3 separate regions of the Homo sapiens genome follow, and all the other regions are linked to region 1. The links are chromatin contacts, found by Hi-C or POLR2A ChIA-PET in ENCODE. All regions are on one chromosome and are shown on one strand. The core of a region is the stretch at or near the end of the contact, and the rest is flanking DNA. Distances in the headings are between cores, read along the strand shown.

Region 1 (4,091 bases), core at 198-2,697:
AGGGCAGTGGTGTGATCCCAGCTCACTGTAACCTCAACCTCCTAGGCTGAGTAATCCTCCCACCTCAGCTTCCCAAGTAGCTAAGATTATAGGTGCACACCACCACACCTGGCTAATTTTAAAATTTTTGTAGAGACAGGGTCTCGCTTATGCCGCCAAGGTTGGTCTTGAACTGCTAGGCTCAATCGATGCTCCCGCCTTGGCTTCACAAAGTGCTGGGATTACAGGCGTGAGCCACCAAGCCCAGCTAACTCATAGTCTTTAATACAATTTTTTCCCAGCATCTATAAAATGGTCATTCAGGAGAGTGTAGAAACAGCTTCTCTGATGAGTGGATTGCTCATCATATTCTGATAGTAGTCACTGGAATTAATATTGGTAAGAAGCAGTTGAGACCTGTAAGAGCAAAGAGAGACGATTTATTTCAAGAGGGTGCCCAGATGACCTGCAAACAAGTTTGCTCCAATGAGGCCCCTGAATTTGGAGAAGCAATGAAGGAAGGAGAAAGGGCTAAAATAACATAGTCGGTTGTTCCAATATTCCAAACGGGAAAAATGGAAGAAACCACTGATAACATTTTGAAGTACATCCTTCCAGAACTTTTTAATGTATATTAAAGTATACATTATATATTTAATCACTATACCCTAATCCATCATTCTAGGGAAATGTACACGGGATCACTATAAAAGTTCTAGATTATCTCTCTCAGCCCAGCCCCAAGTCTTCCCGAAGGCAGAAAAGTTGACCACTTGTCCGATAGTAGGTTAACCTCTGCTGCGGGTGTTAGGATGGCAGTAAGAACTCAGGCTTGTCTCTAAGCACCCAGTTATTGAAGCATGGAGTACATGGTACAATTCCTTATCTCTGTTAGTGGACTCCTGTATCTATCAGGGTTAAAGAGAGAAACCACCAGTCACGTGTATGTGCGATGTGTTTCAGGGATCTGAGTTACGCAACCGCGGGAGTGGAGGGCTGCAGGAACATGCTGGAACGCACCTCGGGTCTCATGTTCTCCGCACCTCTGACCTCGGCAGCGAGGACGTCCCGCAGAGGGAGGGGACCCTTCACAGAGCTGCACACGCCTGGCCCCGGAAAGGCGAAAGGAGGAGCCAAAAGAGGCTCTCGGCCGGGCGCGGTGGCTCATGCCTGCAGTCTCAGCACTTTGGGAGGCCCAGGCGGGCGGATCGCTTGAGCCCCGGAGTTCGGCAGCAGCCTAGCCAACATGGCGAGACCCACGTCTCTACTAAAAATACAAAAAAATGTAGCCGGGAGTGGTGGCGCCCGCTGGTGGTCCCAGCTACCGAGCGGCTGAGGCGAGAGGAGGCTGAGGCTGCAGTGAGCGGTGATCACGCCACTGCACTCCAGCCTGAGCCACAGAGCCAGACTAGGTCTCAAGAAAAAAACAGAGGCGAGTGGCAGCCGCTCTCCGCAGAGCCTGGGAGTCCGCGTCCCGCCCCGCGCAGCAGGCGCGCCCGGCACCCGCCCCGCCGCCGGCAGCGCTGGAAGGGCGCTCTGGGCCACGTGGTCCTGCGGCCGCCCCGCCTGCTCCGGGTGGGCCTCAGGCGGCCTGCCCCTGGAGGATCCCGCGTTGGGCGGGCTCAGTGTTTCCTGATACCAGGCGGCTGTGAGGCAACTTAAGTTTTCTGAGGAAACTTTGGTTTCTTTTTCTTTGTCCGCAAAAGACGTCAGCCCTAACCCTTGTTTCTCATTTTTCGCGGGTCTCTCTCATTGCCTTCACACACCAGTTTTAACCACAGTTAAACTGGGAAGGAGCTGAGCACGGTGGTGGCACGCGCCTGTGGTCCCAGCTACTTGGGAGGCTGAGGACGGAGAGATCGCTTGAGCCCGGGAGGTCGAGGCTGCAGTGAGCCGGGATCGCACCACTGCACTCCATCCTGGGCTATACAGCAAGACCCTTCAACAAAAAATAATTTAAAAAAACAAGGCTGGGCGCGGTAGCACACTCCTGTGATCCCAGCACTTTGGAAAACGGAGACAGACGGATTGCTTGAGCCCAGGAGTTCAAGATCAGCCTGGGCAACATAGCGAGACGCGTCTCTATAAAAAGAAAAATACAAATATTAGCGGGGCGTGCTGGCGAGAGCCTGTGGTCCCAGCTACTCTGGAGGCAGAGATGAGAGGATCGCTTGAGCTCAGGAGGCAGAGGTTGTAGTGAGACCAGACTGCGCGCCATTGCACTCCAGCCCGGGCGAAAAAGTGAGACCCTGTCTCCAAAAAGTAAAAAAAAAAAAATTTAAAAGGGGAATGGTAGGGGGAAAGGAAGGATAAGGAGAGATTTGCTAAAGGATATACATAAGTACAGCTATCTGGTTTTCTATGCCATAGGATGACTTTGGTTCACCATAATAGTTTCAAATAGCTAGGAGAAAAATATTGAATGTTCCCAACAGGAAGAAATGATAAATATTTGAGATGATGGATGTTAATTATCCTGATCACTATACGTTATATGTATCAAAACATCACTATGTACCCCATGAATATGTACAATTATTTGTCAATTAAAAATTATTTTAGGCCAGGTGCAGTGGCTCACGCCTGTAATCCCAGCACTTTGGGAGGCTGAGGTGGGCGGATCACGAGGTCAGGAGATCGAGACCATCCTGGCCAACACGGTGAAACCCCGTCTCTACTAAAAATACAAAAAATTAGCCGAGCGTGGTGGTGGGCGCCTATAATCCCAGCCACTCGGGAGGCTGAGGCAGGAGAATGGCGTGACCCCTGAAGGCGGAGCTTGCAGTGAGCTGAGATCGTGCCACTGCACTCCAGCCTGGGCAATACAGCAAGACTCTGTCTTAAAAAAAATTATTTTAAAAAGATCAACTGATCTTTATGAACTATCTTTTTTCCCCACTCTCTGTTGTTGGAGGGAAGAAAACTTCAAAGTCAACATTATTAAGAACCATTATGATGAAGATTTTATAAAAAGCTCAGATTTGGCCAGGCACGGTGGCTCATGCCTGTAATCCCAGCACTTTGGGGGTCTGAGGCAGGTGGATCACTTGAGGTCAGGAGTTTGAGACCAGCCTGGCCAACCAATGGTGGAACCCCATCTTTACTAACAATACAAGGATTAGTTGGGCTTGGTGGCACATGCTTGTAATCCTAGCTACTTGGGAGATTGAGGCGGGAGAATTGCTTAAATCTAGGAGGTGGAGGCTGCAGTGAGCCAAGATCGAGCCACTGCACTCCAGCCTGGGTAACAGAGCCAGACTCTGTCTCAAACACAAAAACACAAACAAAACAGTTTACCTTGGGTGAGGTATGGTGAGATTAGATGCAGCACAGGAGTTACAAACCAGTTTTACAGTTTTTGTTTTTGTTTTTTGTTTGAGACAGTCTTTTACTCCGTCACCCAGGCTGGAGAGTAGTGGAGCTCCAGCCTCCCAGAGGAGGTTGCTCCTCCACCTCCCGGTTTCAAGCGATTCTCCCTCCTCAGCCTCCCGAGTACCTGGGACTACAGGCGTGCGCGCCACTATGCCCAGCTAATTTTTGTATTTTTAGTAGAGCCAGGGTTTCACCATGTTGGCCAGGCTGGTCTTGAACTCTTGGCCTCAAGTGATTGCCTGCTTCTGCCTCCCAAAGTGCTGGGATTACAAGCGTGAGCCACCACGTTGGCCCAAGTTTTAGTTTTGTACTCTCATTTCCCTGGGGCTTCACACAAGGCCACTCAGCAGGAGCAGAAGGGGTCACTAGGCAGAGGGAGTGAGGGGGGAACTGCAGAAGAGCCTTTGTTGTGGTTTTTGCAGGAAGAGAAGGGTTAGGCAAGGCCAACAGGTTTGGGATTGGCTAATTTGAGTAATTTCCGGGGGCTCAGGGGCATGGGGCTGGCCCTAGTTGTCTGGTAACTGGCCCTGGAGTGATTACGGTGTATAATGGTCCCGAGTGTTTGAGCCTGATAACAGAGGTGGTTGGGGGTGCAGACATAATCGGCAGCTCAAGAAGAGGAACTAACTGGCTTTTAGCCAGAGCCTAAAATCTAAGTCAAGACAGCACACACCCACACACAAACTACGTTGCCTGAAACAATATTCTTTAAAGATATTTACCTAAAGGGCCACAAATTT
Region 2 (3,631 bases), core at 878-3,377, 150 kb before region 1:
CACTCAGTGAGATGGGAGGAGTTGTTGGCGGCTTGAAAAGAGAGTAGAAGACCAGGCATGGTGGCTCAGCCTGTAATCCCAGCACTTTGGGAGGCTGAGGTGGGACGATCGCTTGATCCCAGGAGGTGGAGACCAGCCCGAACAACATGGTGAAACTTCATCTCTTAAAAAAAAAAATACAAAAATTAGCCTGGTGTGGTGGCGCAAGCCTATAGTCCCAGCTACTTAGGAGGCTGAGGTGGGAGGGTTGCTTGTGCCCAGGAAGCAGAGATTGCAGTCAGCCAAGATCGCACTACTGAACTCCAGCCTGGCTCAAAAAAATAAATAAATAAATAATGAAAAGAGAGTAGAACCTGTGAAATAGTCATTTAGGAGAATGGATGGACTAAGAAATGTAGAAGGATAGCCAGGCAGCGTGAAGGGCCCACTTGAACTTAATGGTTATAAACTGAAAATGAAACCAATCATCCCAGCCATGTGGTTTTCTCAAACAACCTCTGCCGTACAGGCGCAGGCCAGGAACTGGATTCAAGCAGATTTGGGTTTCCATCAAGAGAATAAAACCAAGAAAGACTGGGACAAGAGAGTTAAGGGTAACGGCACATACACAGGACTGGCCATAACCATGCTCCATGGCCTCTTAAATTGAGTGAGGAGAGAAGTGAGCACATGAGGAAGTGAAGGTCAGGGCAAGGGTGGTAAATCTAAATAGGGAAAAGCTCTGTGGTTTTCCAATGAAGAATGAGGAGAGGAGTAAGGTCCAAGGGAGACATTTTGTGTTCCCCAGGCAAAAGGTAAGACAGCATCTCTGAGGAGGAGACCGAAGGGGACGTGGGCCTCTCCAAGCATCGCAGGCTGAAAATAATAGTCCCCCAAATATGTCCATGTCCTAACCCCCAGAAGCTGTGGATGTTAATTTCTATGGCAAGAGGGATTTTTTTTGAAATGTGATTAAATTAAGGATCTTGACGTCAAGAGATTATCCCAGATTAGCCAGCTGGGCCTGATGTAATCACAACAGTCGTTATTAGAAGGACCCACGAGGAGCCAGTGCCTGAGCATGTGATGTGATGATGAAGGCAGAGGTTGCAGTCATGCACTTTGAAGATAAAGGAGCGAGCCATAAGCCAAGGAATGCAAATAGTCACTGGGAACTGGAAAAGGCAAAGAAATATTCTCATCTAGAACCTCCAGGAGGAACTAGCCCCACCAACACTGACTTTATAAAGCCCAGTAAAACTTGATTTCAGACTTGGCACCTCCAGAAGTTTAAGAGAATACATGTTTGTTATACTACTAAGTTTGTGTTAATTTGTTGTGACAGCAATTGGAAACTAATACACCAAGGAAGGGGGAGGATGTAGAAGAGAGGTCCAGGCAACATCTCTTTCCTCTCCAAAATAAATCTGAAAGAAAGGAATTGGGAAAAGACCAAATGGGTAGCTCTGTGTCACTCGGTGAGAAGTGAAATAAACGTAAAATCCTGGTATCAACAACCCTTGTGTGCGTTTAGGAGAGTTCTGACTGCTGGGAGCCACTTGTCTAATTCCCTCACCTCCTGTGTTTGTTCCAAGATCCCCTATTTAAAATTGCAAAGTACACCTCCAGTCCTACACACCCACAAACGCACCTCGCCACACCCCGCCCAGCTCTATGCTTTCAGTACCACCTCATGACACACACGACGCCATATATTTACTATATTTATGGATTGCTTGTTTCCCCAACTAGAATAGGGCAGTGACTTTTGTGCAAGCATCTTGAACAGCTCCTGGTACACAGTTGGCTCTCAATTAATATCTGTTAAATGGATGAACTTCAGAGGTGAGATGGAAGATGCCGAATGGCAAATATTCACTTCAGAATGTTTTGAAAGGTAAAGATGAAATTATGGGTATTTACATCCTTTTCCCCCAATAGTATTTTAACAAATGAAAATCACCTTAACAGGTATTCCTAAAATAATTCTTATTTGTTTGTAATAAAAAACGAGGAGGAGGACTTGAATACACGCGTCGCTGACTCAAAGATGGTCCCCTCCGCCCAAGAATCCCGCTCCGCACAGCGCAGAGTTCAGGGGCCCGCGCCGGAAGTGGGCGTGGTTCGCCCGCGGCTTGCTGGGACTTGTATTTCGGGGCCCTAGGCGCGCGAGCGGTCAGCATCCGGAATCTGGCCCCTGCAGGCGTGGGGTTCCACGTGGGAGGTGAGACTGGCCGGGCTTCCCCAGCCGCTGGCAGAGGCGTTCAGGGGTCAGGAAATGGGTGTGCCGCGGGTAAGGCGCTGGGCCGCCGAGCTGCGGAAGCCGGGAGGGCGGCGATGGTAGGGCACGCGACCAGCGGAGGCGCGGCCCGCGGCGGCACGTGTGTCCCGGCGCCGCATTTCCGAGCTGCTGCGCCCCCGGGGCCGGGCTGCGGCCACACCGAAGCCTGTGGGGCCCTGCAGCTGAGCGGCCGCGCCTCCGATGGCCCCTCCTCCCTCCTGGCCGAGCTCTGGCCTGGGCCGGCTGGGGGCTTCGTGGTTGGCCACGCCGGCCTTTTCCTCGCCTGTGACGGGCGTTATTGCAGGGGGGTTTTCGGTGGACGTTAGGCGACGGACGGGGGCTCCTGTAAGAGACTGAGGTTTCTGTCCGCAGCACTGCCTTCGCTGAAAAGAGCTTGCATCTGAGCCCCCGCACCGCAGGAACGAGCCAGGCTCCTGAGAATGAGGTCGGGGAAGGCGTCTTGGGCAACCGAAATCCATCCCGAGAAGCTTCTCCTCTTAACTAGAACTTTAGGACAGAGATCGGGAAAGTCAGAGGAAATGGGCACGGCTTCGAGCTGCCGGCGGCTGCGGAATTTACCTAGCCTCTTGGTTTTGGGGGGAAAACTTGGCTTGTTTAATCGAAAGCCCTGTGGAGAGAGATGAAGGTGGTGACAGAAAATGCTTCACCTCTCACCTGATGGAGGGAGTGTGGGTGGAAGTGACTGAAGAAGCGTCAGAGGCAGGAGCGGAGTAACTTTTTCCCCGCAGTCTTGCTGGACTTGATTTTCATGGCTTTTTCTCTTTCCCTAACTCTGCCTTTCCAGGAATCCATCCCCTCTGGGAGTAAGAAATGACCAGGGTCCGGGTGAGTTGGCGTTCCATTTCTCCTAAAATGCCATCTCCCTGAAATGTCCCTGTGCCATGTGTTGTTTTCTTTATTGTCAGGCCCCCAGTACGGTATTTTATAGCTATGGATGTAGGGACATTAAGATACTAAGGACATGTAGCTAGCAGATGATGTCACCAGGGTCTGCACAGAGAGTTTTCACTGGCCCATCCTGCCTCCAAGAATTTATTCCACTCCTCAGAGCAGTGGGCTGTGCCCTCCTGGGGAGCCTCTCAAAGCCTGCCTTTTCCTGCCAGACATTTCACTCACATTGAAAGTCATTCCAAGCTATTCCATACTCATCCCAGTGCTAAGTGGTCTCAGCAAAACAGATAGAATGATAAACCACGGTGCTTTTCTTCAAGGAGCTTACCATCTTGATGAACATATTATATTACCTGTACACAAAAAAATGCATATTAATAGTGATAATTTATTAACTATGAGTCAAAAACGAGGAAATTCGTTAAATGGCAGCACAGTGGTTACAAAATCACTCTAGAA
Region 3 (4,008 bases), core at 450-2,949, 190 kb before region 1:
TTGAAAAGACATGGAAAGTGATTAGCTTTATCCGAGAATTTACAGGGAGTATGATCTGACTCTGGGGCAGAATATTTTTAAAAAAGAAAAAAAAATTGCTTTTCATAAGAGTAACAACTTACTATGTACCAGCCACGGTGCTAAACCCTGAGATACATATCATCTCTCTAAATTTCTGCCGTAACTATATAAAGTAAAATCTATTTCGTAGCTAAAGACACAAAGGTTCAGAGAGTTGGAAGAACTTGCTCAAGGTCCCAGGGCTGGTTGAAGGCACAGTATAAAAGGAAGCCACAAAAAGTGGTAATGAAACTAGAACAAATTGGAATGGCTATGAAATACTAAAAGAAAAAATGAGTAAGCCTTAAAAAAATGAAAAGTGTGTTTCAAATGAAATTACTTGACTTAGAGCAGTAGAAATGTAGGTGATCTTTAATTTTTTTAATTTTATTTGTATAATAGACACTCAAATGTTTATCACTTCCTTTCAAAATACCAATTATTTAATCAGCTTCTCAAAATCCTTCAAAACCTAGTTTTCTCCAGGATAAAAGCAAACTCCAGTCTGGGATTCTAGACCATGAATGTTTCCAACTTTCTCAGACCAGTTTGTTCATGGTCCCGCCATAATGACTTCATTCAGGCAGCGCTTTCCCCTAGTATCCTCTGCAATTATGCAAATCTCATTTATTCTTCAGGAAGAACTAAGGCGCCCACTACTCCACCCCTCCCACCCTACCACACACTAAAGGTCAAGAGAGCACTGCTATCACCCTATGTCTTTATGGCCTACGTCTTTACATGCTAACGTGTATTTTTTTCATCGTCTGCCAGTTTGCAAAGCACTTTTCTGTTTCTAGCACTCTAGAAAACATGGGTAGCAATAATCTACTTGGTGAATGACTACGTAATGGGTAGACAGGACGGAAATCGCGGGACCCATCCAGGATTGGTTCGGGTAGCTTTGTCCACACACAGGGCAGGGCATTGTCCGGGCAAGAGGCATAAACCCCACCTCGCTGAAACACGTGGTTTCTCAAGAAATGGAAAAATCAAACTTGCCTGGATCTGGGCTCTTGGGGCCATCTGTCTCCTGAACTGTTCTCCCAGGCAAGGGCTGAGAATCCTGCGTAAGTCAATCTGGGAAAGAAGAGAGGAAATTGAGGAAGTCCCTCCGTGCCCTAGCCTAGCTAGAATCTGCCCTCTAGACCAGGTCCCCGCCCGCCCGTTCCCTCCACAGGTGGGCAGACAGGTCCAGGTGGGTACGCTCGGGAAGAAAGGAAAGGGAACGGCTGCTGGGATCCGGCCTGGACTGCAGCCAGCTCCACGCCAAACACTTTTGGCAGCACCGGGGGACGGCCTTGTCAGTGGCCCAATCTGTCGGCCGGGGCGCAAGGCTGGAGCGCTCTGTGATGCACCAGCCTCGAGCGGTCGCTCCACACGGCGCAGCCACTGCGGGTGGGCACTGCCCACCGCCGCCTTCCCCTCCCACCCCGGCTCGCCCCTCGACCCGCCCCTGGGAAAGGCGGGGAGCACCCGCCAGGGGCTCGAGGCTTCAGGGACCCAGCCTGACCCCGGCCGCTCACGAACCGAACCGAGCCGGCAGGGCTGCGGAGCTGCACGCCCAGAGAGTCAGCGACCACACCACGCCGTTCGGACAGTAACCACCAGCCAGGGGCTGGTGCAGCGCTCGCACCACGCGGAGACAGGCTGGACCGGAAGCGGAAGTGGCTGAGGCCGCGGAGGCCTCTGGGAAACGTAGTCTGGGCCGCTTGGGGTCTTAGGGGCTCCATCCGCAGAGCAGGTTGGCATCACCTGGGAATCTTTGAAAAGTGAAGGTGCGGGAAGTGGAGAGCGGCTGATCGCAGTCGGGAGGTGATACATTATGACTGACATGCAAAATCTGGTAAAAAATTGGACAGGGCAGTGGGCCGCCTGGAGGCAGTATCCCATACCTCTGACATGCACCGTGGATATGGAGATAGTCCTTCAAAAGCAGGAGCAGCTCCATATGCGCAGGCATTTGACTCGCTGCTTGCCTGCCCTGTGGCAGAGTACTTGAAGATCAGTAAAGAGATTGGGGAAGACGTGCAGAAAGATGTGGAGATGGTACACACAGTTTTGAAGTTGGAGTGAGCTCTCTTGGTTACAGCTTCTCAGTGTCAATAGCCGGCAGGTAATAAGCTTTCCGATCTGTTGGCACCTATCTCAGAGCAGATCAAAGAAGTGATAACCTTTTGGGAGAAGAACCGAGGCAGCAAGTTGTTTAATCAGCTGTCAGCTGTCAGTGAAAGTATCCAGGCCCTAGGCTGGGTGGCTATGGCTCCCAATCCTGGCCCTTATGTGAAAGAAATGAATCATGCTGCTGTGTTTTATACAAACTGAGTCCTTAAAGAGTACAAAGATGTGGATAAGAAGCATGTAGACTGAGTCAAAGCTTATTTAAGTATATGCACAGAGCTGCAGGCTTACATTAAGGAGTTCCATACCACCGGACTGCCTGGAGCAAAACGGGGCCTGTGACAAAAGAACTGAGTGGACTGCCATCTGGACCCTCTGCTGGATCAGCTACTCCTCCCCCACCACCAGGCCCCCCTCCTCCACTAGTCTCTGTCAGTTCAGGCTCAGATGAGTCCGCTTCCCTCTCAGCACTGTTTGCGCAGATTAATCAGGGGGAGAGCATCACACATGCCCTGAAACGTGTATCTGATGACATGAAGACTCACAAGAACCCTACCCTGAAGGCTCAGAGTGGTCCAGTACGCAGTGGCCCCAAGCCATTCTCTGCACCTAAACCCCAAACCAGCCACAAAGAAGGAGCCAGCTGTACTTGAACTGGAGGGCAAGAAGTGGAGAGTGGAAAATCAGGAAAATGTTTCCAATCTGGTGATTGATGACACAGAGCTGAAACAGGCGGCTTACATATACAAGTGTGTCAACACGATGTTGCAAATCAAGGGCAAAATTAACTCCATTACAGTAGATAATTGTAAGAAACTTGGTCTGGTATTCGATGATATGGTGGGCATTGTGGAGATAATCAACAGTAGGGATGTCAAAGTTCAGGTGATGAGTAAAGTGCCAACCATTTCCATCAACAAAACAGATGGCTGCCATGCTTACCTGAGCAAGAATTCCCTGGATTGTGAAATAGCCAGTGCCAAATCTTCTGAGATGAATGTCCTCATTCCTACAGAAGGCGGTGACTTTAATGAATTCCCAGTTCCTGAGCAGTTCAAGACCCTCTGGAATGGGCAGAAGTTTGTCGCCACAGTGACAGAAATTGCTGGATAAGCGAAGTGCCACTGGGTTCTTTGCCCTCCCTTCACACCATGGGATAAATCTGTATCAAGACGGTTCTTTTCTAGATTTCCTCTACCTTTCTGCTCTTAAAACTGCTTCTCTGCTCTGAAAAGCACAGCTACCTGCCTTCACTGAAATATACCTCAGATGTGCAGTGGGATAGCAGGTCAGTTGATCTTCTGCAGGAAGGTGCAGCTTTTCCAAATCAGCTCAACTGCCGACGAGGACTAATGATGCATTTTAGCTTTGAGCTTTGGGGGTTATTCTACCAACAAACAGTCCACTGGGAAGAAAACAGTCCCAGGAATTAACAGATCAGAACGTTCACACTGGTTAATCTTTTTCTGACAATGAGCATGAAGGTAGCAGAAGCTGGTGTGTTTCCAGATGGTTCTTCTAACCAAACTAATTTTTCACTATTGACAAGTGAGGCAAGGATTGCACTGGACCAAAGGCTGAGGCTTGGCCATCTAGCATTCCACGCAAAATTGTTTCCTATAAGCATTCCTTTTATTCACTATTCTATCCTGGGTCTGCCTCAACCATGAGATAGGAGAGTCTCCGGTACTAGCTGCTGTAGCAGTGCCCTTCATCCAGGGCAGTTAAAGGAGTATTCAACCCTTTCTTTCTCTGGGATCCCTGCCCAGCACCTTCCTACAGAGATGAAAAAAAAAAAAAGGAAAAACAACACTCCATTCCAAGGAG

The links. A loop is a pair of places that touch in the nucleus more often than their neighbours do. ChIA-PET counts read pairs that join two places held with the same protein, here RNA polymerase II (POLR2A). Pooled maps may share reads with other maps.
Region 2: a pooled map shows a loop between it and region 1 (6-fold over the local background). The contact joins the promoter of ZNF239 here to the promoter of LINC02916 in region 1. A Hi-C loop is called at or near these places in 7 of 50 pooled maps. POLR2A ChIA-PET finds 5 or more read pairs at or near these places in 4 of 52 experiments (Caco-2, T-cell, WTC11 and 1 more).
Region 3: a pooled map shows a loop between it and region 1 (4-fold over the local background). The contact joins the promoter of ZNF485 here to the promoter of LINC02916 in region 1. A Hi-C loop is called at or near these places in 6 of 50 pooled maps. POLR2A ChIA-PET finds 5 or more read pairs at or near these places in 2 of 52 experiments (B cell and activated T-cell).

Annotation. Positions count from the first base shown.
Region 1 is chr10:43,417,975-43,422,065 of GRCh38, reverse strand. LINC02916 (long intergenic non-protein coding RNA 2916) reads right to left here and starts at 1,447. Exons shown (of 2, transcript NR_186397.1): 1 at 1,000-1,447; 2 at 1-396. RefSeq lists enhancers at 1,215-1,294, 652-1,388 and a silencer at 1,385-1,644.
Region 2 is chr10:43,573,112-43,576,742 of GRCh38, reverse strand. ZNF239 (zinc finger protein 239) reads left to right here and starts at 2,127. Exons shown (of 4, transcript NM_001099282.2): 1 at 2,127-2,203; 2 at 3,066-3,106. RefSeq lists a silencer at 2,345-2,404.
Region 3 is chr10:43,604,129-43,608,136 of GRCh38, reverse strand. ZNF485 (zinc finger protein 485) reads right to left here and starts at 1,699. Exons shown (of 5, transcript NM_145312.4): 1 at 1,591-1,699; 2 at 1,063-1,140. The coding sequence starts at 1,086. It also overlaps the pseudogene CAP1P2. RefSeq lists a silencer at 1,384-1,663 and an enhancer at 1,944-1,993.